Linked DNA regions of Mus musculus: all the other regions are linked to region 3. The links are chromatin loops, found by intact Hi-C in ENCODE. Cell type or tissue: left cerebral cortex. All regions are shown on one strand. Each heading gives the region's core, and the rest is flanking DNA. Links, peaks and the distances in the headings are about the cores only.

Region 1 (5,764 bases), core at 402-5,401, 55 kb before region 3:
ACTGCCCATGGACTGTCCAAGATGGCGCCTCACCTCTCCCAGCACCTGGTTACCCATCTAATATATTTCTAGCCCAGGCGTTGCCCTTCTCTCTGCTGGGCCTGGACAGTGGGTCTGGGCAGTACCTCATCTTTACAACAGCTCACAGGCCTGCTTGGCATCTGTAGGTTCTTCTTCCGAAGCGGGAACATCGAGCACCCGGAAGATAAGCTCTTCAACACTTCTGTGGAGGTGCTGCCCTTTGATGTGAGTATGGGCCGGCTGTGGGTGGGAGCTGACAGCGCCTCCTTCTGGCCAGACACTTCAACCCTGCTGCTTTGCCCTTTAGAACCCCCAGTCAGAGAAGGAGGCCCTTCAGGAAGGCCGCTCAGCCACTCTCCGGTACCCTAGGAGCCCAGATGGATACCTCCAGATTGGTGAGTAGGGCGGGCCTGTGTGGGCTGGGCTTTTGGGTGTTGCTTTCGTGTTTACATCTAGGCACCGCGCTCCCACAGGCTCCTTCTACAAGGGTGTAGCTGAAGGAGAAGTGGATCCTGCCTTTGGCCCCCTGGAAGCACTACGTCTCTCCATTCAGACTGACTCCCCGGTGTGGGTCATTTTGAGTGAGGTAAGATCAGCTGGGATGGGACTAAGCATCTAGACCATAAGAAGTCCCAAGACTCCTGCTCATCCTAAGCCCGACTCTTCCAGATCTTTCTGAAAAAGGCCGACTAGAAGGCTTCCAAGGGTGCTCTGTGGCCGGCTCTGGAGCCCACGGTTCCGAGGGTGTCGCTGCTACTGCTGCTGCTGCCCCAGAGGACCAGGCATATCCACCCCACCTGGAGGGTTCTGCCTGGCAGGCGGCTCGGGCTGGCCTGGGGTTCACCGCTGGCCCGGAGGCCCCAGAAGCTGGTGCTGCTCCTGCCCGCCGGGCCGCGGGAGAGGCAGGCGGCCCCCCACACTGTGCCTGAGGGCCGGCCTGCTGCCGCCCAAAAAGAACTGAACCGAACCGTTTGCCCCTGGCCGGTGGTCTTGAGCCGGGCCGTTAGAAGAGCTTTTTCTTGGGTGCCCGCCGTGTGCGGCGCAAACACTGGAATGCATACACTACTTTATGTGCTGTGTTTTTTATTCTTGGATACATTTGATTTTTTCACGTAAGTTCGCATATACTTCTATAAGAGCGTGACTTGTAATAAAGGGTTAATGAAGTATGTGTCTCATAGGTGAATGTTCCCAGTTCTAGCCAGGCGTTTGCATGTTGCCTGCCTGTATTTGGCCTATCATTTTGGGTTCCCAAAACTTGCTGGTGGTGGGGATAGGGAGGGGGAAGGCTGGCTCACCTGTGCTGCGAGACTATTACCCACAATTGGCTGGCTCCTGGCAGGTTACTTGGTGAAGATGACTTTGACCTCTGTCATGCCAAGGACTAAGTCCCAGACCCTCCTTTACCATGTCAAGTGTCTGTTGGCATACCTCAACGTAACGTCATGTTTACTTAGCAGGAAGGTCGTGACCACTGAGTCTGTAACTGGGGGTTTCATGCACCCAAAGTTGTGTCTACTTATCCTATAGGAATTCTCGTCCAACGAGTTCTCAGATCCTCTTGGTCTAGCATCACATAACCCAGCACAGCTATTGTACAGACCTGAGCCCCTGAGTGCTGGGGGTGGGGTGGGGGGGGGTGGTGTCCACAATTTGACATCATCTCCTCCCCTTCTCCCTACCCCGCCCCCATAGTCCTTAGTATCTTTGTCCCAGCTTGTCTCATATAATAGGATCTTGGTGTGTGTGAATGAGGGGGAGGCACACTGTTGGAAAGGGACTGAGACAGTCAGGGAGCCCTGGAACTCACTGTAGCTCAAGCTGGCCTTGAATTTATGCCTCAGCTTCCCAAGTACTAGGATTGCAACTCAGAACCACAGCGCCTGGCTCATACGGTGGTCATCTCTAAAATAAATGGCCATCTCCACCCGCCGGAGGGCTTTCCCACACATTCTTAGGCCTGTTTAAGAGCATTTTTGCTGGCCAGGTAGGTTAAAAGTCATTTTGAGGTGTATTGTCAGTAGGCCTACCTAAGTCCGGTCCTCTTCAAACATCCAGAGATCCACTTGAGAGAACCTATCACTGACTACATTTTTGGCCACACTCACTGCTGTGTGGCCTTAGCTGGGGTGTCCTGAACCTCTATTTGGAGATTCAGCACTGATCAAAAACAGGGACCCAGATCTCACTTAGGAAAAGACTTGATAGGTTCTAGTTGGGAAGTCAGGGCTGGGTGTTGGGGGACACGAAGGCATACAAGATAGAATCCAACACCTGAGGCTCAGCTTGAGAGGAAGGTGAGCCCCAAGTACAGAAAGGTGGGTGAGGGGTGGCTATCTCTGGAAAGAAATGTCAAGGCAGAGGTAGCTGCGCAGGCAAGGTGTTGTCTAGAAGACAGTACAGTGATAAGAACGAATCCAAGCCTGCCTATGCTGGCCTATCCAAGCCTCCCAAAGCCTGGCTGCATCTGTCTGGGGTTTGGGCTCTCCAAGCTGCGGTAAGCGACCCTCTCAGACCCAGAGAATGCAGACGGAACCGTCGTGGGAACTTTAATTAAAAACTGGGATTCGGGGGCGGGCACCCCAGCGTTTTGTTCGAAGATCTCCAGTTCTGCTGATTCGGAGGGCCTTCGCCTCAGGCCATCGGCAGGAGCATCTGGAGCCATCTGAAGAGCGCAGTCCGTAGCGTGCCGGGGAGGAAGTGGACTAGCAAGCCCAGTGCAGCCATCGCCACCAGCAGCCAGAGTGCGCGCGCGCTCGCGTATAGGGGAGTCAGCCTGCGGGTGGCGCTCAGCGGGAGCGGAGCCAAGCCCCCCCCGCCTCCACACAAGGCCCCGCCCCCTCCATGCTAGGACTGCCCCCAGGCCTAGGCCCTCCCCCTCCAGACTAGGCCTGCCCCGCAGGCTCAAGCCCCTCCCACTCCGGGCTACACCGGCTCGCTAGGGCTAGGTCCGCCCACCCGCTGTCCCCAGATCTCTTTCCATGGGTCCCCTGTGGCCGATCGCCGCCTCCCACCCTTTGAGCGGCGTTGGGGAGCGACCCTCCCCTGCAGTGCTTTCCCGGAAGTCCGGCCAGAGTTACCTGAGTTGCGCTGAGCGCGCGTATCCCTGGAAATAGCGGAGGCGCGCGAACAGGTAGAACAGTCCGCACAGGGCTGCGGCTCCTGCGAGAGTCGATGCAAGGCGACGCGGTGAGCACGAGCTCCCGCCATCCGGGATCACCCCCACCCCCGAAGTGTGCCCCCACGCTGCCCCGCACCTTCGTGGAAGAAGATGCCGGCGACCCAGAGTGTGGCGAGGAACAGCGGAAAGTACTCGCTGCAGTTTACCCTGCGAGGGGTAGGCTGGGTGAGCGCGTGGTTCACCTTGGCTGACACCCGAACCCGCCCGGACCCGCCGCGCTCACTGGGCTCGGAAGACGCGCTCGAACTCGGGAGGGCCAGAGGTGAGCGGCGGCGACACGTGGAAAGCCCTTCGTGCAGAGATCACCTGTAGGGAGAAGTAGGCTGCGGCCGTGGGGGTGTGGGAGTCAGGTGTGGTGCTCCGCAGATCTGGAGCGGGATCCGTCCCTTAGTTCCCCTCTCCTTGCCTCTCACTGAGCGACTCTCTTCTAATGCCCTTCTCCCACCTGCCCCATCAGTGGTGTTCAATGGAGAGGCCCTGTAGGCCTGAGGGTTGATTGACTAGGGTGATGCGCGGCTGAAACACCTGCCGGTGGGAGGAACCTTAGAAGACTTTACTCCTGAACGATTTGACTTGCAAAGCACAGGCAAATGCCTACCTCCCGTTCTGCAGGTCTGGACCCCCTGCGTAGGCAATGGACCAGGGCAAAATTGGCTGTATTCTTTAAGGAACAAGGAAGCACACGTTCTGTGGCTAAGGGACCCTGGTTTCCCCTCTACAGAATCAGCCAGAAGGGACTCTGCCACAAGCCAGAGTCAGTCTAGCTTGGGTCTCAGTACCACCACACAATAGCATAAATTCTTGTCTCAGTTTCTGTTTAGACATCATGGACCCAGCCTTAAATCTGGCAGATACTGTGCTCCAGATGCGTGGAGTTGGGACTCTCCCAACCTAAGCCCATAGCTATTCCACTAGTCACTGTATTGCACTCCCAAACAGATACCAGCTCCCACCACAAGGCAGGCACCTCAAGTGGCCCCTCAGCAGGGTGGCCATCCTTCACCTGGTCCTCCCCTGTAGACACTCCTTAGAGAGTGTCTATACCTGCTCCAGGGAAGTGGGGACTTCTCAGCTGGAACTTTGGCCCTCCAACAGTTCTTGAATTGCTTGGACCTTGGTACCAGGAGGCTAGCCTAGAAGCCTCCTGTCCTTCTCCTGAGCCTGGGCCTGCCAGCACCCCAATTCCCTACCCCAGGAGCCTGAAGAGAGCAGACTACAGGATGTAAGATCCACCCACCTCCCAGACAGGAGCCAGCCCACCTTGCAACAGAACTCCCACGAGGGTGACGGTAGCCAGAAGAGCCACTTCGTCCTTCATGTTGCCAGCCACAGGCAGAATTAGCTTTGGTGTTCTTCTTATCGCCCAGTGTGCTACTCAGACGCTGGCCCAGGAGAGGAAGAGCCTCGGCGCTCTCCACCCCTTTGCAGTAGAGGCGGGGAGGGGTGGGGATATGACTGTATCCACAAAGGCAGGGAGCCTGGCCAGGCTGGGAAGGTAGAAACCAGTGCTGTGGACAGCTTGACCACTTCCTTCCAGTTGTTCCTGGCCTTTCCGTGCTTAGTCCTGTGGTGGCGGAACTCATGCTGCTCACCCAGGCTCCCTCTGACTGCTCACCCATGCCCCCTCTAGCCTTGTGTGTTTCCAGCTACCATATCATCTAGACCCTGCATCCTTGGTAGTTTCCCACTGGCCTTTCAGACTTCCCCTTCATCCAGGGTTTACCCTAGGCTCTGGGCTCCTGGACTCCCACCCCTGACTTCCCCTACCCCAGTGATGACTGGGTCTGTATTCCCATCCAGGGCTACTCTGTAATGTCTAGTGCTGACACACCCTTCCCAACTCCCTATGGCTTCATAATGTCCAGGTGTCCCCAGCCACAATGGACCTACCCATGTTCTTCTTCCTCCTTGGCATCCTGAGGCCCATCCCCCTCAGAGCCCCAAAGGCTCATGAATGATATTTTTTATCCTTGGTTATGGGGAAATACTTGTCTCTAGGCTGGTGTATTTGCCCAGCATCCTACTTGGCTCCAGGCACTGACCCTTCCCTTCCTTAGCCTAGTCCTTTCCACACCAGACAAAGCTGACAACTCCCCACCACTGCCACACTTGTGGTGTAGTCATGTGTGCCGATGTTGACAGAAGAGAGACCCAGTTCTGGAAACTTCCATTAGCAGTCTGGGAAAGGAAGCTTAAGAGTACAGAAGCTGAGAAACTCTTGTTGTCGAGCCCTGGGGGCCACCTTGTGTGGTGTGTGCTCCTGGACTGTTCTTCCTTGTGAAATAGCCACTTCTCTTTTCCGATGAAGCTGGTTTGAGGTAGATTTGGTCAGCAGTGGCAAAATCCAGATCCATCTGGAAGAGTGGACGGAGCCATAGGTGAAGGGCGTGAACCAGCACAGGACAGGAGAGGAGCGTGTACTGGGGAACTAACAGGTCCTAGGCCACACTCCTGTCCCTGCAGCCAGCTTGGCCATATCATGGGTGTCATAAGACAGGGTCACCCTTGGGAGCTTCTGCTTCCCCACAGCCAGCCTCCGTCCTCGTTGCCTGAGGCCTTGGT
Region 2 (5,764 bases), core at 213-5,212, 86 kb after region 3:
ACTAATTAGTCCAGACTGGCCTCAAAACTCCTGGGACCTGAATGCTCTGCTGTGATTAAAAATGTGTGCAACCCATGCCTGGCCCAGAAGCTGAACTTTTTCTGTGAGGAAGCTTTGTGTTGGACAATTTACATCAAAGGGAATGGCTATGATGTAGCATTTGCTCCCGTGATCAGATACAGATAGTTACATAGTCCCAGTATTAAGTTAGTAAGGATTAAAAGAAAGGGAAAGCCCATGTAGTGAAAGTCAGGCGTTTGCAGCCCTTGTACACAAAAGGATCTTCAAATCCTTCCATTGTTAGAAATTACACAAATACTCAGAGCCTTCTGCCAAACAATTGTCCACCAGAAAATCCTCATTGCGTGTGGTGGCACACACACTTTAATCCTGTCATTCTGGAGGCGGATGATCAAACACTTGAGACCATGCATGACTGCAAGGGGAGTTTGAGGCCGGCCTGGGATGTGTGCAATCAGGACTCAAAACAATAAGGAAAGGACACAATAAGGAAAGATAAAAGTTTTTATCTATGATTATACACTGCATTTTTCTCTTACGATGGAAAAATAACCTCCCATACAACTAGAATAGAATTTAGAGAAACATCGTAGGAATGTGGTTGTGTTGTCAGAAGGGAAACATTTCCCCCCCTTCAGGTGAGAGACCTGGATTGCTAAGTTGCAGTGACTCTCCCATCTCAGCATCTCAAGTAGATGGGACTACAGGCACATTACTGTGCAAAGTGAAAAAAGATGATTCAAACAAAAAACGGTGTGTGTGTGTGAAAATATAGTTGAGTGGTAGGACTGGTTTGCTCAAAGCCTTTCTAGTATGCATTGCTCTTCCCATACATCTAACCAACGATCGCAGGTCATCTAATAAGTATAGGGCTCTCAAATGGTGTGAATTAGCTAAAGAAGAGTAATCTTAGTTTCTTGGTAATCAATCTCATGTCCCAAGACCATGTAGGGGGAAATATACATGTTAAGCAAGCTCTCTACCACTACTATTTCTCTTGTCTTCTTTTTGAGACAGGCTTTCAGTAAATTTCCCAGGCTGCCTTGAACGCACTCTGTTGCTCAGGCAAGTCTTGAAGTTGCAGTTCTCCTCGGCTGGGCTTGTGTTCTTGCCTTTCACCCACCTCCTGGCCTGGAGACTTGGGAGTTCTCACTTTTCGATGATCTAAACTAGTGTTTTCTGTCTCCTCTAGATAGATCCTTTGCAGGTGAGGTCATGTGCAGTTATTCTCCCAGCCTGTCTCATCCGAGTTTCCCTTACACCTGAAGGTTCACGTTACACAGCTCCTGTTGCTCTCTTGAAGTCTTGTGATGCCCTTCTACTTAACACCCTTGCGCAGACTTAAAAGGTCTGAGTTCTGCACGCAGTCTCTGCACCTTTCCTTTGATGACACCCCCCCCTTTTAAAAAACAAACTGTTCAAACTGGATTTAGCCTCCTCAATGTTGCACTTGAAAGAAAAGCGTATTTTTGCCTGTAACCTCTTGTGATGGCTTTCAGAGGCTTACCAATTGTGGTACCTACCGTGGCACCGCCCAAACAATAACTCTTATTGTTAATTTCTAGGGTAGGTCAGTCAGATTCGGAGAAACTCGGGACATCATCCGTATTCTGCTATGTTGCAGGAATTCTCTTAAACGTCACCCATTTACCTCTGTAAGGGCACACGGGATGACCCGGGCGTGTCTCCACCTTGGGAGAGGCCCGTTGGTCGGTCGGGCGCAGCGCTCTGGGGCTGCGTCCTTCGCGCCCCTGGCAGTCTCAGCCTTCCCTCGCGAGGCGCCGCACACCGAGCGCCTCTCGTGCAAGGGCGAGGGGTTCGTAGAGTGCGAGTCCGTTAGGCAAAGTGGGGTACAGGACTAGCTCGGGCACTGGCAGCCCATGTGGGTCGGGACTGACCCCCTAAAGCGGGCAGGTAAGGGGACTGGTCCCAGGCGCCCCACGGAGATCGGGGATTTGGGCGCAGGGGGCGGGGCGGTACCCAGAGGAGGTTTGGCACAACCCGGCCCTCCAGCTCCTACGCGTTCTGAGGAGAAAGGGCATGGCTTCCTTTTCTTCGTGGTGTCTTTCAAAACCGACAGGAGCGCGGATGAAAAGCTGCGGATTAAGGGTAGAACTACCGCCCCTGCAAACCTGAACGAACTCTGGATTACTACCCAGTCCCTGCGGGGAGCTGATTAGCGCCATTCCCCTCCCCCACTCCGGCGGGTAGGTCTAGAGAACGGTTTGAAGGTAGCCGCATGCGCATTAAGTAAAACAAGAAACCGCTGAGACGCCAAGCGCAATAATTGCAAAAAGGCGCAGGCGCAGAAAGAAAAAAAAAAAACAACCAAAAACACCTCGGTCAGTTTATGAAGAGGGCTGAGCCCAAACGCATGCGTGTAATAATAGGACGGCGGGAGAGAGCTCGGGGTTTCTTAATACGCATGCGTCCAATCTCTCTGTGACGCAAGTGGGGCGGGGCCGGCAACAGGGTGCGCGTGCGCAGAGCTTGCTGGAAGGGCTTTATTTAGCCTGCGCAGGCGCCCGCTTATCATTTCTCCTCAGCCACGCCGAGGCTTTTTGTGGAGGTGAGTGACTTTCCGTCTTCGACTGCTGCCCGAGCTCTCCACGGACACCTCTTTGGGTGACGATTGCTTGTCGCTGAGCTTAGGTTCTAACCTGAGGGGCCGTGGCAGGCGCAGGCTGCCCCTGGGAGCCGCGAGTGTCTCGCCGGCGTGGCAGCGCCGCCTAGGCCTGCAGGCCGCGCCGCTTTCTATTGTGTGAGATGTCTGAGGAGGCGGAGCGGAAGCGGCGGCCGCCATTTCCTCGTCTCAACCGTGGCTGTGGGCCAGGGTCTTATTAGCTTGGCGCCTCGGCCCTGGGCGCACTGGGCGGCTTTGGGCATCGGGTCGCTAGCCGAGGCCGGGTTGCATGCTTGAGTCTCCGGGGCCCAGGCATCCTGACGGGCGGGACTCGCATGGCGGCGCCCGGTGCCCGCTGTGCGCCGTGAAGTGGGAGGGCCATTTAAATGCCTGTTTTCTCAGACGCGTTCCTGACCCCCACCCCCACCCCGCAGCCCCGCAATCTGTGTGGACGCCAGGACCACCGAAGGGACGATGATGCTGGGAGCAGAAGGCGGAGAGGGCTTCGTGGTGAAGGTCCGGGGCTTGCCCTGGTCCTGCTCCGCGGATGAAGTGCAGCGCTTTTTTTCTGGTGAGTTGAGGCGGGAGTTGTCAGTGGGGCCCGCGGCTGGGCCGGGCCGGGCCGGGTTGGGGCGGGGCGGGTCTCCCGGGCGCCCCCTAGCGAGTCGCGGCCACCAGCGGTTTCCCCAGGCGGCTCGCGCTCTGTTGGCCGCTGTTACGCAATGGTAATTGCGAAATCCGCACCCCCCCCAACCCCCTTGGGGATGCTGGTGGCCCTGCTGAATTTGTTTTCTTTTAAAACTTTTTCTGTCTCTATGCATCAATCTGTGCATTCTGGAGTAGTCTAAGAAAAATTTAAGTAGGGAAAGATGTGATTTCTTCTCAAGTCGTGTAAGGTTTTGTAAAAAGGTACTTGTAGTGTTGACCTTACCATCTGAATTTAGCTGTGGTAACAGAAAACGATCTGTAAATCGAGCCCCAAGTATACTGCAAGCAATTGCAGGGGGCCGTTGCCGTCCGGGTTTGAGTTGAACTGCAGCTTGGAGCCTTTAGTTGTTAACATTGGTCCCTTTTCGGATGAATATTGAGCTGGAGTTTGGATTTGAATGAAATTGTTATGTGGTTGCTGATAGAGGGAAGCTGACATGGTACCCAAACAAGAAAATGCTGTGAAGTCACCAGATCCAGATGAGATTATTCTGAGATAGTGTACCAAGAGATGGTTAATGGAAACTTAGAGGCAAGGTGGTAGCTTCATTTGAACTTTTTTTTTTTTTTTTTTCGAGACAGGGTTTCTCTGTGTAGCTCTGGCTGTCCTGGAACTCTGTAGACCAGGCTGGCCTCGAAATCAGAAATCCGCCTGCCTCTGCCTCCCCAGTGCTGGGATTAAACGCGTGCGTCACCACTGCCCTGCTCCATTTGAACTATTTTTGAGCATTGAGTTACCTTGTTGGACTAGGAATATATCCTGTATATGAGATAATTTGATCGTGTTCTGCTTGGTCAGTCTTTTTAGGCATGTTTTTTTTTTTTTGGTGTGTGTGATGACAGGAATATGCATTTTATCTGTAGTGGTTTTAAATCCTGTATTAAGCGTTGTTTTCTTTTCAGACTGCAAAATTCAAAATGGGGCTCAAGGTATTCGTTTCATCTACACCAGAGAAGGCAGACCAAGTGGCGAGGCTTTTGTTGAACTTGAATCAGAAGATGAAGTCAAATTGGCCTTGAAAAAAGACAGAGAAACTATGGGACACAGATATGTTGAAGGTTTGATTTACATTGCCCTAGTAACAGTAAACGTTTAAACACATAGAGGTCTTACCCCTTCTGAATTTTAGGTATTTGACCGCATGGAAATGGTCATCTAAGGGAGTTTATGGCAGCTCTTCCTAGTTATCTAAAAGCCCAGGAAATCTGAACTTTGTTCTCCAACTTAATTGACTAATTCTAAGCACCTCTTTCAGTATTCAAGTCAAACAACGTTGAAATGGATTGGGTGTTGAAGCATACTGGTCCAAATAGTCCTGACACAGCCAATGATGGCTTTGTACGGCTTAGAGGACTCCCTTTTGGATGTAGCAAGGAAGAAATTGTTCAGTTCTTCTCAGGTATGTAGTCCTGTTTGTTGCTGAGCAGTGAGGTATGGCAGCTTCTGGCGACATGAATTAGTATTAGTAGACCTTTAAAAAGTTGAATAGTCTAGGTACTTAAAGTAGGCTGTTGAATATATGTTGTTGAATTCACATTTTCTTCCTGGAGACCTTCAAATAACTTAAGCCCATCTTAAAGGTGGAAATTAGAAGTATTTCCAAAGTGTTAACTTTGCCTATATTTAGTATTGTAGTTCAGAGTAGACCTTTGAGGATTCTACTCAGCCATCTTAACTTCCTCATATTGCTGTTTAGCAAAGTACTTCAAGTTAAAGGTAAGCTCTTTTAACATTAGATTAGTGTGAGTCTAGATTGTTACAGTTTATGGTGTTATAACTTATTTTCCGTCATGGGACCAGAAATATTTTAGCTAGTGTAATTCTCTGTATGAAAATTGTTATGAAAGGAACTTGGCTTAGGTAGCCTATTAGAAGTCAAAAAAGTAAATTGTAGCAAGTGTAGGTTGAATGCTTGTAGTCTCAATATGAAAGCAGTATAGAAGTTTTTGAAGTTGTTCTGGGCCTAAAGTATTTGAATGTTTTTATGTTGAAGAGCTGATAGGATTTGCATGCTTAGCAGAATGTTAAATCTTGTATATTTTAAGTACTATTAATACTCTTGATGACATAGACAGAATTAATCAAATATCTTAATAGTTTTTAGCATAGTATGTATTAGAACTTTGACTAGAACTTTATATATGTATCAATTTGTAATATTTTATAGTTTGAAATCAAGTCTGTTTTGTTTTATCTAAATTGGTGAGAATTGAATGCTATCTGTCAACGTTAAATATGAACATAATTTCATATCTTCTAGGAAAGTGCTTTAAGGCCTTTTTGTAAGCTTGGGAATGTATCCACGGGAAGGATTTTTCATAGACGGAATTTCCAGAAGTGAATCATACTACTGTTAGAACATAAGAGTGCATGATTGCTTTGTAGATAGTTATTGTTGAAAGTTTAGTTTG
Region 3 (5,764 bases), core at 464-5,463:
GGGAAGGAGGAACAAGCGGATCTCTGAATTTGAGGCCAGCCTGGTCTACAGAGCAAGTTCCAGAACAGCCAGGACGACACACACACACAAACATGGTGTGCCCACCAAAAATAAATAAATAAAAGTTTTTATTTTTATTTTTTTGAGTGTTGTACCTAAATGTCTGTCAGTCCGTCACGTATGTGCCAAGTGTACTCACAGGCCAGGAGAAGGCATTGGACCTCCAGGATCTCAAACTGGAGTTACAGATGGTTAGCTGCCAAGAGGATGCTGTGAACCAAGCCGGCTCCTCTATGAGAGCACCAAGTGATCTTAACTGCTGAGCCATCTCCCCTCCCCCCCCCCCTTCCTTTAAGATATGTTCTCCCTAAATAGCCCCACCTAGCTTAGCTACATATACCAGACTGGCTTTGAACTTACAGTTATCCTTCTGTCTCTGCTTCAGATGCTGGGATCATACACATGTACAACCTGCTGGATTCAAGTGCTAACATTTCTTTTTTAAACACTAGATGAGAACTCAATTTTTCTCTAATGAGTCAGAAATTAAAAATTATAAAATTAGGTAAATCCTATAAGTTTTATCATAATTTTAAACAGAAATTCAAGCACTATTAATATTCTTTCTGGAAGATGTTGAAGGACAGTTTGTACAAGTAAGTTTTTCTTATGAGCTTTCATAATCAACTTCAGTTGGGATGGCGACCTACTGCCCTCAAAGGTCTTTCCTTAGGGTTAGCAGTGTAGTTTGGTGGCTAAACAGTACTCAGTGTGGTGGCTTGAATGAAAATGGCTCACAGGGAGCAGCATTACTGGGAGGTGTGGTCTTGCTGGAGGAAGTATGTAATGGTGGGTGGACTTTTGAGGTTTCAGATGCTCAAGCCAGGCCCAGTGTCACCATATCTTTGTGCTGCCTGTACATCTAGATGTAGAACTCTCAGCCTCCTCTCCGGCACCAGCTCTGCCTGCATGCCATCATGCTTCCCGCTGTGAAAATGGACTAAACCTCTGAACTATAAAACAGTCTCAATCAAATGTTTTCCTTTAGAAAAGCTGCTGTGGTCATGGTGTCTCTTCATAGCAATAGAAATTCCAACTAAGACAACCAATAATTACAATGTCTTAGGCTCAATCCCCCAACAGGGACTGGGGGAAAGGTGGAGATCTTTCAAGAAAGATGTTAGTTAAAGTCATTTTGGGTAAAGCACACCCAAGTTGGTTATCAATCACTCAACAAGTATATGGATGGCCTAAAATATGAATGGGACTTAGCCCAAGCCTTTTCAGGCTCCAAAGCTTACAGTCTACTTGGCAAGACACAGTATGGTTGAAGTAATATGTGACTATGTGCTAAAAACAAAGGGTGTAAGTTGGGCAGTGGTGGTGTACCCCTTTAATTCCAGCCCTCCAGAGGCAGAGGCAGGTGGATCTCTCTGAGTCTGAGGTTACAGAGTGAGTTCCAGAGAGAGAGTACAGTGAAACTCTGTCTTGAAAAAAAAAAACCAAAAAACAAAAAAGAAGTAAAACCAAACCAAACCAGAAACATGTACACATACATACATACACACACACATATACATATACTTCATAACTGTATTGAGAGAGGAGATTCTGCTGTGGGCTGGTTTTTCACTAACTGCAGATGAAGGTAGGCTGTGGCTGGAAGGACGGCAGGATTCTGAAAATGTTGAGAAAGATCCTGCAAGCAGCCGTTTAGTTTGAGAAATTTGTTCACATCACATCCACTGTCATTTCTTCTTTCCTCCTTCCTACCTCTGGGCAGGAATCAACCACACCTAACCTCATACTCATTTGATTGCTTCAAGAAACCTTGTAAGGCGCACAACATACCCTCGATTTACAGGCGGGAAAGTGAGGATGAGAAGACTCGAGCAGCTGGGTCAGAACCGGTGTGTTCTGCCGTGTGGTCTCGCAGCGGGGATAGTGTGGGAAGGAAGGAAAGCAATAGCCCTGTGGGGCACATGAAAAGACAGGCTAGCTCCGGCTGGCTCCGAAAGCCAACCGAAGATTAAACCTAATTCCCTCCAGCAACAGAAGGGTTTCTAACATTTCAAGAGGAAGGGTATTAAGTGACTGAAAGACTAACCACCAGTTAGGGAAGAGTTTTAACAACGGCCCAAGTGAGAGACAATGAAGACATAAATTAGAATTACCAAACAACTTAAGTGTTGTAAAATTTTACTTTTAAACTACCAAGAATTTTGTAACACCCATTCCCCTCCCCCGCCCCTCCACACAGGTTTCCGGTTTATAAATCAGTTTCAGGGAGGCAAAACTTCTAACCAATAAATCTCGGGATTAGCTACTAAAAACCAAAGGGCACAGCTGACCAACAAGTAACGTCATTTCCCCCGTTCAACAACTATTAATATTATCAGAGGTTTTTAACAGGCTTAGTAGGTTAATTTTGGAACTGTCAATAATATAGCAGGAATCAGGCGTTCACAAATTCCAAAGTTCCCTTTTGCGGGGGTTGGGGGAAAACGAATGCCTTTTAAGCAACTCCGTTTACCGAAGCTTCCAAAGACTTTTCAATTTTCCATTCCGAAACCGCGGGATACTGTCAACTGAAGGGAGACTTATTTCCATATTAAAGCCCTAACTAACCTCCACGAAGCAAAGATCCAATCAACATCTGCAGACTAAGCGAGGCCAGGCCTACGGTGCAAGAACGCCCTACATCCTAGGCAACTCCAACGCGGGTCTGCTCCAAGACGAAGTTCTCATCAATTGGAAATTAAGTTTAGGAGAAAAGCCTACCAGCAACTAACCTCCTGCTTTTCCAGCCCCGATTTCACTCAAGTCCTCAAGGGGACGTTTTCCCAAAGTACACCGCAGTGCCACTTCTGGAAGATGACAAGCGCCCTGCCATGTTAGCCACCTCCCAGGACCCAGACTAAGAAATGGGGGCGCTCGGGAAAGTTTCCCCAAGGCCCGATCCGCGCCGGAAGAGGCGTTTTCGGGAGTGAGTATTGCTGTGGCAGGCGCCAGCCTTACTCACCGCGACCGGGCGGCCGTGCTCCGGGCCGTCCGCTGCGTCCAGGCGCGCGGCCGCCGGGGCCGAGGCGGGGGCCGGAGCGGCAACCGGGGCCGTGGCGGCGGCCGGCGGCTGCCGGTGCTTGCCGGCGCGCTTGGCCTTGGCCTGGATGCAGCGCTGGTGCAGGGCAAAGGTGTGCTGGCGCTCGAGCTCCAGGCGCTCGGGAGACACAGCCTCGTAGCGGGCCTCACAGGTGCTGTGGTGGCGCCGGCACAGTTCGATGCGCCGGCGGAGGCGCTCCATGACCGCGCTGTGCCGCGGCAGCGCGAACTCCGCCATGGGGCAGGTGGGTAGCACCATGGGCCGCGGGCGGCACTGGCCGGGCCCGGGCCTCCCGGCGCCGGCTGCCACTTCGGGTTCCTCCGCTTCTGACGGCCCGGATCCGCCTCACGCCCGCGCCATGTCCGGCCGGGCTGTGGAGCGGGCTCGGGCGCGGCGGCGGGTCTTCCTCCGGCCCCGCTCGGCCCGATTCCAGGCCGGGGAACACCGCCCGCCTCAGGCTTCGGCCTGTCCGCTATACCCCTGCCCCATTGTTTTCCGCGCCGCTGCCGCCGCCATCTTAAAATTGTTTTCGGGGCTTTCGGAAGAGGGCGGGGCCTGGGCCGGCGAACTCTGCGTCACTGCTGATGGACCGAAGCTCTAGCCAATCAAAGGAAACCCGCTGCCCGAGGGCGTGGGGGACAAGCACGTCAGGAATTTTCGGGTATTTAAACTGAACACTCTGGCGAGGAGGGAAGCCCGAGGCGGGCTCAGTGCGGGAGAGTGAACTGTGACTGACGGGAACCTATCCAAGAAGAGCCACGTTTTCTGAACACCGCCCCCTGAAAGCAGTCCCTTCCGGGTTCGTGAGGAACGCGGGTTAAGTCTGAGTGAGGTGGAAGCCTTAAGACCCAGATGTCCAAAGCTGTCTATCTTTTTAGTCCACCCACACTATTTCGAGGTCAGCCATTTCCGACCTCATTCTTTACATACAGCCACGTAATTGATCAGAATTGTTTTGAGCTTGAGCGACCTAGTAGAGATAGTTATCACTGACTGGTACTGTGAGCAATAGCTCATTACTTGGAGGGGTGAGGGTGGGAAAGAGCCTCAATACTGGGGACTGGAGTTATTTAGATCTACAGGGGCATACACTTAAAAACCGACTGATATATAAAATTGAGTCACTCAAAATCCAATCCAAAGCACTGGGTTCCAGTGATGCCACTAGCAAGCAAGTGAGCGAAGGTAAAAAGCCAGGAAAGGACCAAAAAATGTTCTGGATGGTTACTGACACCCAAACTGCCATAGGAGATGCTGGGAGGCTTTGCAATAGAAGACCTCACGAGCCACTCAAACATGTCACCCTTTAACCTCTTACTAGAGTTCATTAAAGTTTTATTTTTAAAATCACAAAGAAAAAAAGCTAACAGCCAAGTGTTTTTATACACATGGAGTTAAAATAAGAAAAAGGAATTCTAAGTTTTTGGTGGCGGGAGTGGCAAAGATAAGTGAGCACTGCTTCTTCCCAGTGCCAAGCATTACAATCAGCACTCAAGTGAAACCAGCAGCTTTTGTATGCAGTGATGAAGGACTGAACCCAGGACCTCATGAGTACGCTGCAGCTGTCTTCACATACACACTAGAAGAGGGCATCGGATCCCATTACTGATGATTATGAGCCACCATGTGGTTGCTGGGAATTCAGGACCTCTGGCAGAGCAGTGGGGTACTTAGCTGCTGAGCCAACTCTCCAGCCCACCATTAAACTGTAGTGTCAGGTACCCCAGATTGCCCTCAAATATATTGTCTGAGGCTGGCCTGCCTCTGCTTCTGATCACACCATTACGCCCAGTTAGAAGTGCAAGGTTATCTTCAAAACTCTATAGTGTATGGATTCAGGACGCAACCTAAAACACAAAATATCCTGGGCATGACTTCCAATATCCTCAAATATGAAGCCTGAGAAACTTTTTTTCTAATAAAAGCTGTTAAAAGATATATATATATATCCTAAAGAATAGTATCTAGGAGGACAGGGTGTAGCTCAGTGGTAGAGCACTGGTTCAAATGCCAGCAATGAAAAAGTTTTTGGGCTGAGGTCCATTTTACACAATGGTAATGACTAAACCATCACTTAAATACAAAACTAAATTAAGGTCTCCTATGAGAAAAGACTAAATTAACCATTATTCAAACAGTAAAAACATTCAGTGTTATGATACAGATATTTAACACGGGCTTTAATATAATGTCATTTAGCAGTGTGACAATCTGAAAAGTGGACAATAGAAGAGTACTACTGGCATGGACATTTTACAACAAGGAGTCCAGCATAGAAAATCAGAATATAAGGGCCTTTATCTATCTTAATTCAGTGCCAGGAATCAGACCCACGGAACCTTGCACACGCTTAGCAGTTCTACCTACTCAGCTACAATACCTGCCCTCTACGCTTTTTTTAAGAGCTGAAGACTGCTGATCATTTACTAACGAGTCAGGTATTTAAGGAGGCTGGAGCTTCAATGGAACCTTGAGGGAGGAAGAGGGACCCAAAAAGGCAATGACCACCACCAGTGACATAAATAAACCTGTCATTGTACAGCCTGGGTGAATATAAAGTAGGCACAAAACAATGTCAATGTAGAATGATGAAACAGATAAACCGATTTCTAGAAAAGCAATCATCCCCATGTTTGCTTCAAGGAGAAACCTGCAGACATGTAT
Region 4 (5,764 bases), core at 253-5,252, 66 kb before region 3:
TGACTCTGAAAAAGTAAGGTGTGTGTGTGTGTGTGTGTGTGTGTGTGTGTGTGTGACTGTGTTTTTCACTGTGTGAAAATCTAGAACAAAGGAGGAAAGGCCTCCAGCTGACTTTCAAAGGGAAAGCAGGATTTCTCTGGGCCCATATGGCTCCGTTTTCCCTGAGTGGGTCCCTAGGACCTGATGCCGAACCTCAGGTGAAGGTATATTGCCAGCTGCAAGGCGACATGCAGAGCTAGGAAGTGTCTGAAGGGACTTTAGGTGGCAAGCAGGCCCGGATTAATTAATTACTACAAAGGCAAAGACAGTGGAAAACAGGACACGTGCCAGACAATGCTGCCATTTTCAAAGGAGGAGGCTGGAGGTAGCCAGGCTGCTGTGAGGTCCTGCTCCTGAGACATGGGCTCTCCCTAACCCCAATTTCCTGTTTCTACAGAGGCTCTGCTCCCTAGACATCAGGGACCTTCTCTTATTCCTGTTCCCCTACTCCAAGGTAGCAATGGGAGAGGGGAAATCCGTGTGCTCACCTACAGTCCATGTCCTTCAGATCCACTGGTTTAATCATTATAGCATCTTCCTTAAGTCATCCACTTTAGTTGATGTTGAGTGCTTCACCACTCAGCTATACTCCAGCTCTAATATACTTTTTGTTGCTTGATTTCTAGATTTCTTTTTAAGTATGTGCATGCCTACACACTGAGCTTAGAGGTGTCTATTTCCCTTAGTTCCAGGTAGCTGTGAGCCACCTGTAAAAGCTGATGGGGACCTAACTGGGGTGGGTCCTCTGGAAGAGCAAGCGGTTAAGTACCTTAACTACGGAGCCACCTCTCTAGCCTTATTTGTTTTTAGGACAGTTCCACTGTATAGCTCTACTTGGCTCAGAATTTTAAATTTTCTATGTATATCAAGCTGGTCTTAAACTGTTTTGGGGGCTTGGGGAATGACAACATGGGCTCACTATGTATGGCTCACAGAGCTCCTGCCTTTGCTGTCTGGCTGCTAGCATTGGAGGCATGTCACACACTATACTGGCTCCACTGTTGTTGTTGTTTTGTCTTTTAAACAAAATTAAAACTTTATATGACTAAAATGAAGACCTACTATTTTTTGCACCACAGAGAAGACTCCTATGAAAACAGGACAACACACCAGGATACTTCCCCTCAGAAGGTTCCAACAAGATCAGGCTGTACTTTGCTCTAAGTCACTCCAAACTGTAAAACAGTGGCTTTTGGACTGTGCCTTGCCTTCTGTAGCTCCCCACCCCAACTCTGCCCCCAGAATCTTAGTATGCAGCCTTGGCTAGCCAAGAATTCTAAATGTAGACCAAGCCTTCCTTAAACTCATAAGGATCCTCCTGCCTCCTGGGTATGGGTCACTTTATTGTGCACGCAAGCGTGTGCATGTATGTGTGTGTGTGTATGTGAGATCACCACTGCAGCTTCTACTTTACTGAGACCATCACCCACCCAGCGTGTGATCACCCCTCCCCCCGACCCCACCCCCGCACGCGCTCACGGTCATTCCAAGCAGGGTCTTTCAGGACATCATACGTGGATGGCACTGTCGTGCCATAGACACCATGCAGAGATCGGAGAACCAATTGCAGCAGTCATTTCACTCCTTCCACCCTGTGGATTCTGAGGGATGGAACTCAGGCTTAGTAGCCGTCACCACTCTGCTCTTAGGTAGTAGCTCCATTTTACAAAGTAGCTTCTGGTTCCATTTTGAATGGTGATGAGACTCAAGAAGGGAAGTAGATTTGGCGCTTCCAAAATGCATGCCCCGAGGCTGCCTTGGCTCAGTGAGTCCTTTCATTGTGTGTCCAGTTCCTGGTTCCGCAGAGGCATGGAGGGAAGTCTGTAATAAGATGCAAGAAGAGACAGCAATAAAGTCTTAGGCGCCGCTGTACAAATAGGAACCAGAGGCGCCCCGCCCCCGCCCCCGGTCACCCTGCGGACCCGTGATCCTCTAAACTACAGGTTGAGCCTGACTCCCGCCCACAGCATGCCTGGCACCGGGAAGCTAGTCGGCTGGGCTCCGGAGGGTGCTCTCCACCTACAAACAACGGCTCTGTTACTCCTGAGAGCGGCCCATTGTCCTTGTTCGATAGAGTAGGAGCGCCTCCCCCGGTCCGCAGCACACTCTCCGAGGCACATCAGAGAATGCCCTGAGAAGGGAGTACTGGTGGGCGCAAGAGAGAGCAGCTGGCACTTTCTGGCTAGCCTGCTAGCTAGAGATAACCTCAGCTCGGCTACAGCGGGCCCCTCCCATGCCAGATCCTCTCTGTCGGGAGGAGGGCTTGAAGGTCTAGGTGTAGGGACTTGCTCATGGGATCTTCTGAAAGGAGACTTGGGGGAACAGGCATCTCCGCCGTCTGTCCCTGCTGCACAATAGCTGACCCTCATTCATCACCACTGTAGCCGCGACTTTCCTGGGGCGCGCTATTCCACGCGCGTGCCACCTTCCCAAGGCGGGCCCGCCGGGATCCCGGGAGCTGGCCTCCTACCCCGCCCCCTCGCGGTGCTCCCAGCGGCGGCGAGTGATGCGGCCCCTTTAAATCCCGGCCGCCCCGCCCTTCGCCCGTCGACTCGGCGGCGGTCCCGGATCCAGCCCGGCCGCGGCTCTTGCCGCCTTGCCCCAACCCTGCTCGGCCCCGGCCCAGCCTCAGATCGAGGCCGCCAGCACCGCGCACCGCGGAGGAGCAGCTCGCACGCGCCCTCCACCCCCGTCCCCATTCCCGCCCTGCCTGTAGCCTCCTCTCCCGGGCCCGCAGCTCCTCCGCGCTCCGGGGCCGGGGCCCCCGCCGCCTCCGGGCCCCCGTGCCCCGGCCCCGGTCCCCCGGGCCATGCGGCCTCGGCCCCGCCGGCGCCCGCCGCGCATCGGGGGAGATGAGGCTCCGCAATGGCACCTTCCTGACGCTGCTGCTCTTCTGCTTGTGCGCCTTCCTCTCGCTCTCCTGGTACGCAGCGCTCAGCGGCCAGAAAGGTGAGCCCCCACCCTGCCGCCGCCTGCTCAGGCCCGCACCGGGAGCACCTGAGCCTCTCCCATGCTCGCCCCACTTGTTTGCTTTTGGCATCACGAAATTCCCTGGTCAGGCCTGGCCGAGGGGAGCGAGTGGTTACCAGATCCCCGCCTCCGTGTGGCGCTCGGGACTGGCCTCTGCCTGCGGTTATCCCATGCCAGGGGCGGGCGCTTCCACTGGCAAGTTAAGGACCTATGGAGTTCCCACAGAGGGGCAGAGACACAAGGTCACAGAGGTAGTGTACCCAGAGAACCTGGTGCAGGCTCTTGGACAAGAGCTGGCACAGTATTGTTGAGACAGGTGAGGAGATAGAGCCAAGGTATCCATCTCCCTGCCCCATCCACTGTTGTGCTCTGCAGCAGCCCTGCTCCCGTGGGCGCTGCTCCCTGGGGGCCTACAGCCTCCTCCATGGCACCGAGCCCCAGGGTTCCTCTGTAGGGCCTCTTGAATAGCTAGCCCAGAAACCCTGATATGTGATCACTTTGTGGGGTTTCCTTGGCCTTTCCTGGTGCAGCTTCGAAGCTTGGGCTTGCTGGCCAGTCCACACTATGGCCTCCCAGCTTGGCCAGCCGTCTTGGGAGTAGAAGGACACAGGTCCTAGCACTGCTAGGAAGCCCCCTGAGCTAGGTTGAATGGTTTAAACTGAGTGGGAGCTGAGGAGTTCAGAGACCATGATCCACCCAGCCTGGACACAGGAGACTCTGAGCTGCTTCCTTCCTGCCTGCCTTCTGTTCTTCCTGTCATATCAGGCTGAGGTGGGCTAGCTCTCTCCCTCCCTCAAGCAGGCTCTCTGTTCCCAAAGGTTATGCTAAACGGGGAAGGGGAGGTCCAGGAAGAGGCCTGTGGCAAGTCCAACTCCTGGCATCAGGCTCCTGCCTGCTCAGCCCAGCCTCACCTCCTGTAGCACTTTCCCTATTTTAGTGGTAGTGGAGGTCTGGGCTGGTCTTGAGAGAATCACAAGTCAGGAACTCTAAGGAGAGATTCGATAGGGCCTGGCACAGAGAGAGTGTGGGATGGAATGAGCTATCAAGGGAGGGTATGGCCAGGGGACGGTTCTCTGAAGGTAGGGTGTGGCATCCAGAAGGGTACATTTTGAGCCCTTGGGAGAGTAGCCATGGAAAGCTATGAGGGCTGTAGTGGAGCCGTGTCGGAAGAACTGGGATCAGGTTGTTCCATTGTGGTTAGGGCCATTAGACTGTGTCTCATCCTCATTTGGTAGTGGTCCCGTGTGCTTCCTATGACAGTCACATGTCTCCATCTGATGTTAGGATACCTCCCGAGGGAGCAAGCCAGGAGACTAGCATTCTGAGGGCCTGGGGAGCAAGATCAGAGAAGAGTAGGGCTCAGATACAGAGTTCTTCCTCCTGAGGACAAGCCCTGTATGCATGGAGAGAGAGAAGTGACTGAGTGTAGCCTCAGGGCTGTACTGTTTCCATGGGTATCCAGCAAAGCCAGCTGACTAGAAGTCAGGAATCTTGACTGTGGGCCTTTCTCATTCTTCCACACAGACAAGTCAGTAGCAAACTCAGCTAGTCAGCCACTAGATTGAAGCTGGTTTCCACTTTGTAGCGGATATGGGGCTCAGGAGAGGAGGGTCCAGTACTTAGGGGAAGAGCAAAAGAACCGGAAGGGAGGATGTAGGCGGGGAGCCAGAGAGGAAAGAGGCAGCAGAAGCAGGGGTCACCCTAGAGCCTGGGTTAAGAGTGGGAAAGACTCAGACTTGGCCAGGTGCACCTAGGGTTTAGGACTCAGGTTCAAATCCAACCTTGGCTTTTATCTGTTGAAGCAGCCAGACATTCAGGAATCAAACTATAGCCTCAGCCAAACAGCTGCAGAGCTTGGACCTCAGGGAGACAGAGCCACACAGTCCTTCTCAGTGTCAGGGCCACGCTCTCACTGGATCCTTGCTCTCCTAGAGTCCTTGGGGACCGCACGACCCAGAGACAGAGTGGACACCTGCCACTCTCCACCTCGACTCCCTTCCCCCTTGCAGGTTTACAGCAGACCTTGGGCTGGGCTTGCGGTCTTCCTATGGCCCTGAGCCTATTTCCTCTAAGTACATATACAAAGTTTATACCCCAGCTTGGCTCCAAAATCTGTTTTCTCTGCCAAGAGAGAGCCAGGTGGAACACTGTGGTTTGTAGTCCTCAGGGTGTGTTAATTACCCTGCTTGTAGGGCATCACATGTTCCACACCCCGTGGAGTCTATTCTGGCACGGTCACTGCTGCAGTCCTCACCTGGGGCTAGGTCCAGCCTGCTTTCCTGGGATTGGAAGGCATGGAAGCCAAAATCCTCTGCTTCCTAGGAAGGCCTATCCTGACATGCTCCAGGTACCCAGAGAGACCAAAGAGTCCCCAAGCCCTTACCACTGACCTACCTCACTATCCCGCCCACTAGAGATGTGGGGTACCAGGATGGTCTAGCTTTAAGAACAACCCATGACCATGTGGTGGTGGCACATGCCTTTAATTCCAGCACACGGGAGGCAGAGGCAGGTGCATCTCTGAGTTTGAGGCCAGCCTGGTCTTCAGTGTGCGTTCCTGGACACCCAGGTTTACACACACACACACACACACACACACACACACACACACACACACCCTGTCTCAAAAGAAAAAAAAGAAAAGAACACAGCTTGAGTTTCTGAATTTGTAGGGTCCAAGGACAAGAGGGGACCTCCCAAGTCAGTAGACTTGGGAATAAGATGACCAGGCTCTTACAGGGAGCAAGAGCAGCAC
Region 5 (5,764 bases), core at 346-5,345, 73 kb after region 3:
CCTTCTCCTTCTCCTTCTCCTTCTCCTTCTCCTTCTCCTTCTCTTCCTCCTCCTCCTCCTCCTCCTCCTCCTCCTCCTTCTCCTCCTCCTCCTCCTCCTCCTCCTCCTTCTTCTCCTTTTTTAAAGGAAGAGCAACGCACTGTATTAGGAAACACACAGGAGCACTGACACAGGATACACAGGAAAAACCAAGCAGAGAAGTCAAGTCTGGGCTCACTCTTGGTTAAATGTCACCAAGGGGAAAGGCATTGACTTCTTTCCCTATTGTGTCACCGTTGCATTATCGGTGACTCTGAGTTTATTACTAATGTGCTCAATCAATGCAGCAGGCCAAGGCTTCTGTAGCTTGGCAGTGTCACGGGGACCTATGTTCTGCCTTCCTCCATTGTTAGCATGTGACTTAGGGTTGCCTTGTGCTCATGGTTGTCACTGATCCACATTCTCGACTCTTAGTTGTCCGGAAACGCAACTGGGACCCGGTGTCTGCTCCTGTCACTGTCACCTTCTAACCCGTAGCTATCATAGTGAGTGTGGGTCAGTGTGTGGAGGGGAGAGGACATGGAGGGGAGGCAGGAGCTCGCCCGGGGCTGTGGTCGAGAAGTGCGCATGCGTGCTAGAGAGCTTGGGGGCCCTTGCTGCTGGGGATGACTCTGGTTTGGGGGAGAAGGGGCGTGCACTCCAATCTCCCTGGAATCTGATCTTCAACCATGCAGCATGGAGCTTTCAGACTGCAGTCTTCCCACGCGGGCCCTTCCCCCATGCTTCCCTTGCTTGCTGCTTTTCGGGCACGCGCTCAGCTTTTCCCCTGTTTGGTAATTTTTTATTATCAATTGAAGGCAGCTAGGGGCAGGGACCCTCAGGTCTGGAAGCCCAGCTCTTTGGAGCCAAAATAAGACAAAGCTTTAGAACCAACCCCCCAACAGTTTTGAGCCACCTAGGAACTGAACCCAGGCCCTTTGCAAAAGCAACAGATGCTCTCAACCACTGAGCCATTCCTCCAGCCCTGTGTTGGGTTCTTTTTTAGTTTTTGTTTGTTTGTTTATTGGTTTTTCAAGACCGGGTTTCTCTGTATAGCCCTGGCTGTCCTGGAACTCACTCTGTAGACCAGGCTGGCCTTGAACTCAGAAATCTGCCTGCCTCTGCCTCCCAAGTGCTGGGATTAAAGGCGTGCGCCACCACACCAGGCTAGGCTTCTTTTTTAATTTATAGACATTTCCGTATACATACTGAGGTGTCTTAGAGGACTCAAGTCTAAAGAAGAACTTAATTTTATTTCATACACATAGTGTAGCCTGAGGTAATTTATTCAATGTATATGGTATTTGCCTGTATGACTATGCATCACGTGTGTGCAGTCCCTGTGGAGTCCAGAAAAGGACCTCAGATCCCCTGACTGAAGTTGCATGGGTTGTGAGCCTCCTTGTGGATTCTAGGGATCAAACTAAGGTCCACTGAGTCACTGTTTCAGCCCCTATTTGATTTTTTCCCCCTTAAAACCAGGTTGCACTCGGTAGCCCTCTTATTGTTGGTTAGAATCACAGCAATCCTCCTGCCCCAGTTCCCCAAGTGCTGAGATTACAGGTGTGTACCACCACAACACCTGATTTATCCAGGCCTGAGGATCAGACTCTGGGCTTCTCCAGTGCCAGGTAAGCACCCTGCCCACTAAACTATCTCCCTAGCTCGGAGATAACAGCTCAGAGTGGGAAGGTTTGTTCCAGTCCACAGTGTCAGAGGTTTCAGCCACAGTCTCTGGGTCCTATGGTTGCACAGTGTAGCATGGTGAGAGCACTTGGAGGAGCCGCTGTGTTCAGATGTCAGAATGCAGAGAGGATGGATCCAACATGCCCTGGGGGATACAGGGCTAGTGACCTCCTGCCTCCTTCTAGGTCCCACCCCCTAAAGACTCCTCCCTGTAGGTTTACAGTCTTTAGCTATGTTGTGTAAGTTTCCTCTGAGATTGAAACATTCCATCTTGCAGGGAAGCTCCTTAAGCAGGGAGGTAAACAACTCAAAGAGCTTCAGGAAGTCCCTGAAATGGACCAGATTCACTAGGCCCCTCCCTGCCAGAGTAAGCAATAAAAGATGAGAGTCCCTCTCCCATAAACAAAAGCTGAGCTGCACAGAGACTTTCAGAGGAGAAAGGCTTCCAAGACTCTGAGACCAGACCAGCTGTCTGGAGGAAGCAGACACCAGCTGAGCTACCTTGGAAGAAGCTGAGACCAACAGAGGACCTGGCAAGGCTACTCTCCAGCCTGTTGAGTGGCCTGCAGGCTGTGCAGTGTGCTCCAGGTTCCCAGCTTTGTGAGCTGTCATTCTTGCTGGGGCTGGGCTTCGGTGATGCAGCTGTCTTTGAGTCATGTCTGCTCCTTAATGACCCCTCACCCATATTCCTGTAAGTCATCACAATAAAACTCACTGGTTCCACCAGATTGGACTTCAGCGATACCTGTACTCTGGTGTGTTTCGGGTTCCCTACGTGGGATGAGCACACGTGTGTTGCATCTCCCCAGGAAACGTTTTGCTACACAACAAGCTTGAAGGCCTTTGGGGAACATTGCAGATCCAAACCATGAAAGTGCCAATTTTTGTTCTGGTGAATTAAGTCACTCAAAAACATTTTAGATTTTGCAGTGTTTTGGATTTCCAATTTTTCAGACTAGCCTGGGTTAACAAGACACGAGAAACAGGAGCGAAATTCATCGTAAAAATCTGTTAGTTAGCCAGGGGGTGACAACACTGGCTTTCGATCCCATCACTTGGAGGCAAATGGATCTCTGTACGTTAGAGGCCAGCTTGGTCTACAGAGTGAGTTCCAGAACAGCCAGGGCTACACAAACCCTGACTCAAAAAAACAAATAATTAAATGGAAAACAAACAGTAAAAACATGATAAAAAATAAAAACTAGTTTAGGAGACACGGCTCAGCAGTTAAGAGCACTTGTAGAAGACCTGGATTCAGCACTGAGAGCCCACACACTCTCACTTTTACCTCTGTTGCAGGCGATCTGATGCCCTCTCCTGGCCCATATGGGTATTACATGTATGTGACAGCCTTACATTCAGGCAAAACCCACCCATACACATAAAAATAATAAAAATGGAATAAACGCAGGTCTCTCCTCGGCTTGAAACTTGACAAGTAGGTCAGGCCAACTGGCCACAGAGATCTTCTTGTCTCTGCCTCACCAGCACCAGGACTGCCAGAACATGCCACCACACCTGGCTTTTTTTTTCATATGAGTTCTGGGGACTGAACTTTGTTGTACTAGAGCTTTACCACCTGAGCCATCTCCCCACCTGAGGAGCTCAGCTCTTATGAGGGGAAAACAGACGAGCAGTCTACTAGGAAACACAACCTGACAATCTGGGAACAGAAGGACTTGCAAGAACATGTGTAGGTTAAAGGGGAGAAACAGGTTGTGACCACTGCCCTGTGACAGGCCAGCAAAACATGTAAGACAACTGGGGAAAGTTGGTATGTGTGGGTGCATGTTATGTGTAGATGCTGAATGTGTGTGTGTGTGTTTTAAATGTATGTGTTGTTCTGTATGTATGCCTGTATGCCAGAAGAGCTCATCAGATCCCTTTATAGATAGATGGTCCTGAGCCACCAATGTAGTTTTGGGAATTGAACTTAGGACCTCTGGAAGAGCAGCCAGTGCTCTTAACTGCTGAGCCATCTCTCTAGCCCCAGGAATGTGATACTTTTAAAAAGATTTGAGGGAGCAGAGGATGGGGGAAGACCAGGTGGGTGCAGTGCCTGCAGATGTCAGATAAGGGCATTGAATCTCCTGGAACTGAAGTTACAGATAATTGTGAAATACTGTGGGTGCTAGGAATTGAACCTGGATCCTTTGCAAGAAAAGCAAGTGTTCTTAGCCCCTGAGCCATTTCCCCACCCCACAATTGATTGATTGACTGATTGGTTCATTGATTTTGAGACATGGTTTCTCTGTATAACAGCCCTGGCTATCCTGGAACTCACTAGGTAGAACAGGCTAGCCTCGAATTCATACAGATCTGCCTGCCTGTGCTCCCTGAGTGCAAAGATTAAAGGTGTTCAAACACTAAGCCTAGCTCGGCCCGTGTTCCTTACCTCTCTTATCAATTTGGTCCTAATTGACTCAGTAGACTGCATCAGACATTGCCTCTCATGCCCGATTCCTTCGGTCACGCCTGGCCTTCCTCTACTGTCTTGATATTTAAAGATATAAACTGGCAAAACCCAAGTGCTAGCAGCTAATCCAAGGTCCTGCTTTCTTCCCAGTCATGAGGAATTGAATGTACCCTTGTACTATGAGCAGAAATAACGGAGTAAACCTATAAAAAACTGAGCGCAGGGTTTCTGTCAGAGGAAAATGAGCAGCTTCAGTGGCAGCGAGGTGATGGCTGCACACCACTGTGAACAGACACCACAGCCCAAATTATACAGTCCCAGCTGTCCCATCTCTAGGACAGCACAGCTGACATAGTGTGTGTACCCGTTATTCCAGTGCTCAGGGGTGCAGACGGGACAATCAGAAGTTGAAAGTTATTCTTGCTTTTGTGAGCTTGAGGGCAGCCCGGGCTACATGAGGCTGCCTGAAAAACAAAACAAAAGCAAGGAAGCAAATAAGTAAATAAAGATCAGGAAAATGGGGGGGGGGCTAGCTCACTTGGTAGGATGCTTGCCTAGAATATACAGAGTCCTAGGTTTGATATCCAACACTGCATGAACTGTGGGCATAGTGTTATACCTCTGTAATCCCAACACCAGAGAGAAGGAAGCTGAAGAAACAAAAGTGCAGGGTTATCCTCAGCTAAATAGCAAGTTCCAGGCTAGTTTGAAATACATAATATCTTGTATCAGAGGAGGGGAGCCATCTAGAAACAGCATTCTAAGTAAGACATTTGAGAAAAATCTAGCCAAGAAGTGCAGAACCATATGGTATGTATTACTGCATTAGCTATATTAATTACTATGCCTGTATATTTTCCTGTATTAGTTATACTAATTACTGTGTAGCTATGACCAAACTAACTGACTAAAGAGAAGAACATCTGACCTGGCAGCTGAAGGCCAGGCGGTCCCTGTCAGCCTGAGACCAACTCAGCTACCACTCAGGTCGAGATTCAGCATGTTGCGTGGGTCCACTCCCCAGCATCTACTCCATCTATGAATTGCTGGAGCACGTGAAGGAGCCAGTCCTGCAGAACCAGAGAGAGCCACAGGATCACCAAGACTCTGGGCAACAGCAGGATGGACTAGAGGAGACTCAGCAATGGTCCAGTTATTGGTGATGCATCAGAAACTGGAAACTAGGCCAATGACTCATTGTTACAGTGAACATTTGCATGTAAAGCTCTTTGGGCAAACGCACACACACACACACACACACACACACACACACACACACACAGCTTCCAATGCCACTACAGTGAATGAATACATGATGGGAAAGATGGAGGAGCAGAGCGGTGTGTGCACTGTAGAGAGAGGTGGAACTAGAGACAGGACAGTTGTGACAGGTGTGCGAGAGAGAAGGCTGCAGTCGATGGAGGAACATGTCATTGCCTGGTAGGGTCAGCAGCGTGGTGGACAGCAGCCTGGAGCTTGCACAGACTCAGCCCCTGGACCAATCCCCTGCTGCACGGTCACCTTGGCTCTGAGCAATAGCAGGATGTCCAAGATGAAAAGTGGTTCATTTCCTGCACTGGATCTCCCTGAAAGATCTCCATAGTCCATACCTCCCCCAGAGACTATGCTGGTATCAGTGTTCTG

The links. A loop is a pair of places that touch in the nucleus more often than their neighbours do. Peaks named below come from ENCODE experiments on the same cell type or tissue, not always from the same donor. Only the 100,000 strongest peaks of a DNase experiment are listed, where the experiment ranks them.
Region 1: it touches region 3 in a loop (6-fold over the local background); 13 of 42 quality-filtered maps call a loop at or near these places.
Region 2: it touches region 3 in a loop (4-fold over the local background); 15 of 42 quality-filtered maps call a loop at or near these places.
Region 4: a loop joins it to region 3, with 4 times the contacts of the local background. A loop is called at or near these places in 13 of 42 quality-filtered maps.
Region 5: a loop joins it to region 3, with 3 times the contacts of the local background. A loop is called at or near these places in 12 of 42 quality-filtered maps.

Annotation. Positions count from the first base shown.
Region 1 is chr11:50,233,916-50,239,679 of GRCm38, forward strand. It overlaps Mgat4b (mannoside acetylglucosaminyltransferase 4, isoenzyme B), which reads left to right. Exons shown (of 15, transcript NM_145926.3): 12 at 168-246; 13 at 329-416; 14 at 495-607; 15 at 691-1,188. The coding sequence ends at 714. It overlaps Ltc4s (leukotriene C4 synthase), which reads right to left and starts at 4,617. Exons shown (of 5, transcript NM_008521.2): 1 at 4,463-4,617; 2 at 3,426-3,525; 3 at 3,279-3,349; 4 at 3,102-3,183; 5 at 2,546-2,797. The coding sequence starts at 4,520. The coding sequence ends at 2,656. In left cerebral cortex, for the core only: CTCF peaks have their summits at 2,788 (motif pointing right) and 2,994; DNase peaks (open chromatin) are centred at 1,782, 2,861 and 4,673; H3K4me3 peaks cover 2,008 bases; H3K27ac peaks cover 909 bases.
Region 2 is chr11:50,375,213-50,380,976 of GRCm38, forward strand. Hnrnph1 (heterogeneous nuclear ribonucleoprotein H1) reads left to right here and starts at 2,466. Exons shown (of 13, transcript NM_001347487.2): 1 at 2,466-2,590; 2 at 3,079-3,215; 3 at 4,256-4,411; 4 at 4,609-4,752. The coding sequence starts at 3,119. In left cerebral cortex, for the core only: CTCF peaks have their summits at 2,011 and 3,337; DNase peaks (open chromatin) are centred at 1,345, 2,401, 2,778 and 3,273; H3K4me3 peaks cover 3,902 bases; H3K27ac peaks cover 2,491 bases.
Region 3 is chr11:50,288,704-50,294,467 of GRCm38, forward strand. Maml1 (mastermind like transcriptional coactivator 1) reads right to left here and starts at 3,633. Exons shown (of 5, transcript NM_175334.3): 1 at 3,023-3,633. The coding sequence starts at 3,358. It overlaps Canx (calnexin), which reads right to left. Exons shown (of 15, transcript NM_007597.3): 15 at 5,254-5,764. In left cerebral cortex, for the core only: CTCF peaks have their summits at 2,784 and 2,988; DNase peaks (open chromatin) are centred at 2,843, 3,745 and 4,707; H3K4me3 peaks cover 2,959 bases; H3K27ac peaks cover 1,583 bases.
Region 4 is chr11:50,222,752-50,228,515 of GRCm38, forward strand. It overlaps Mgat4b (mannoside acetylglucosaminyltransferase 4, isoenzyme B), which reads left to right and starts at 2,584. Exons shown (of 15, transcript NM_145926.3): 1 at 2,584-2,988. The coding sequence starts at 2,892. Gm36556 (a long non-coding RNA gene) reads right to left here and starts at 2,470. Exons shown (of 2, transcript XR_388620.4): 1 at 2,063-2,470; 2 at 1-1,860. In left cerebral cortex, for the core only: a CTCF peak has its summit at 2,504; DNase peaks (open chromatin) are centred at 1,344, 1,826, 2,258, 2,510 and 2 more places; H3K4me3 peaks cover 3,066 bases; H3K27ac peaks cover 2,561 bases.
Region 5 is chr11:50,361,741-50,367,504 of GRCm38, forward strand. No RefSeq gene overlaps it. Among named protein-coding and RNA genes, the nearest start is that of Mir804, 6.7 kb to the left of the region's middle. In left cerebral cortex, for the core only: a CTCF peak has its summit at 3,025 (motif pointing left); a DNase peak (open chromatin) is centred at 3,015.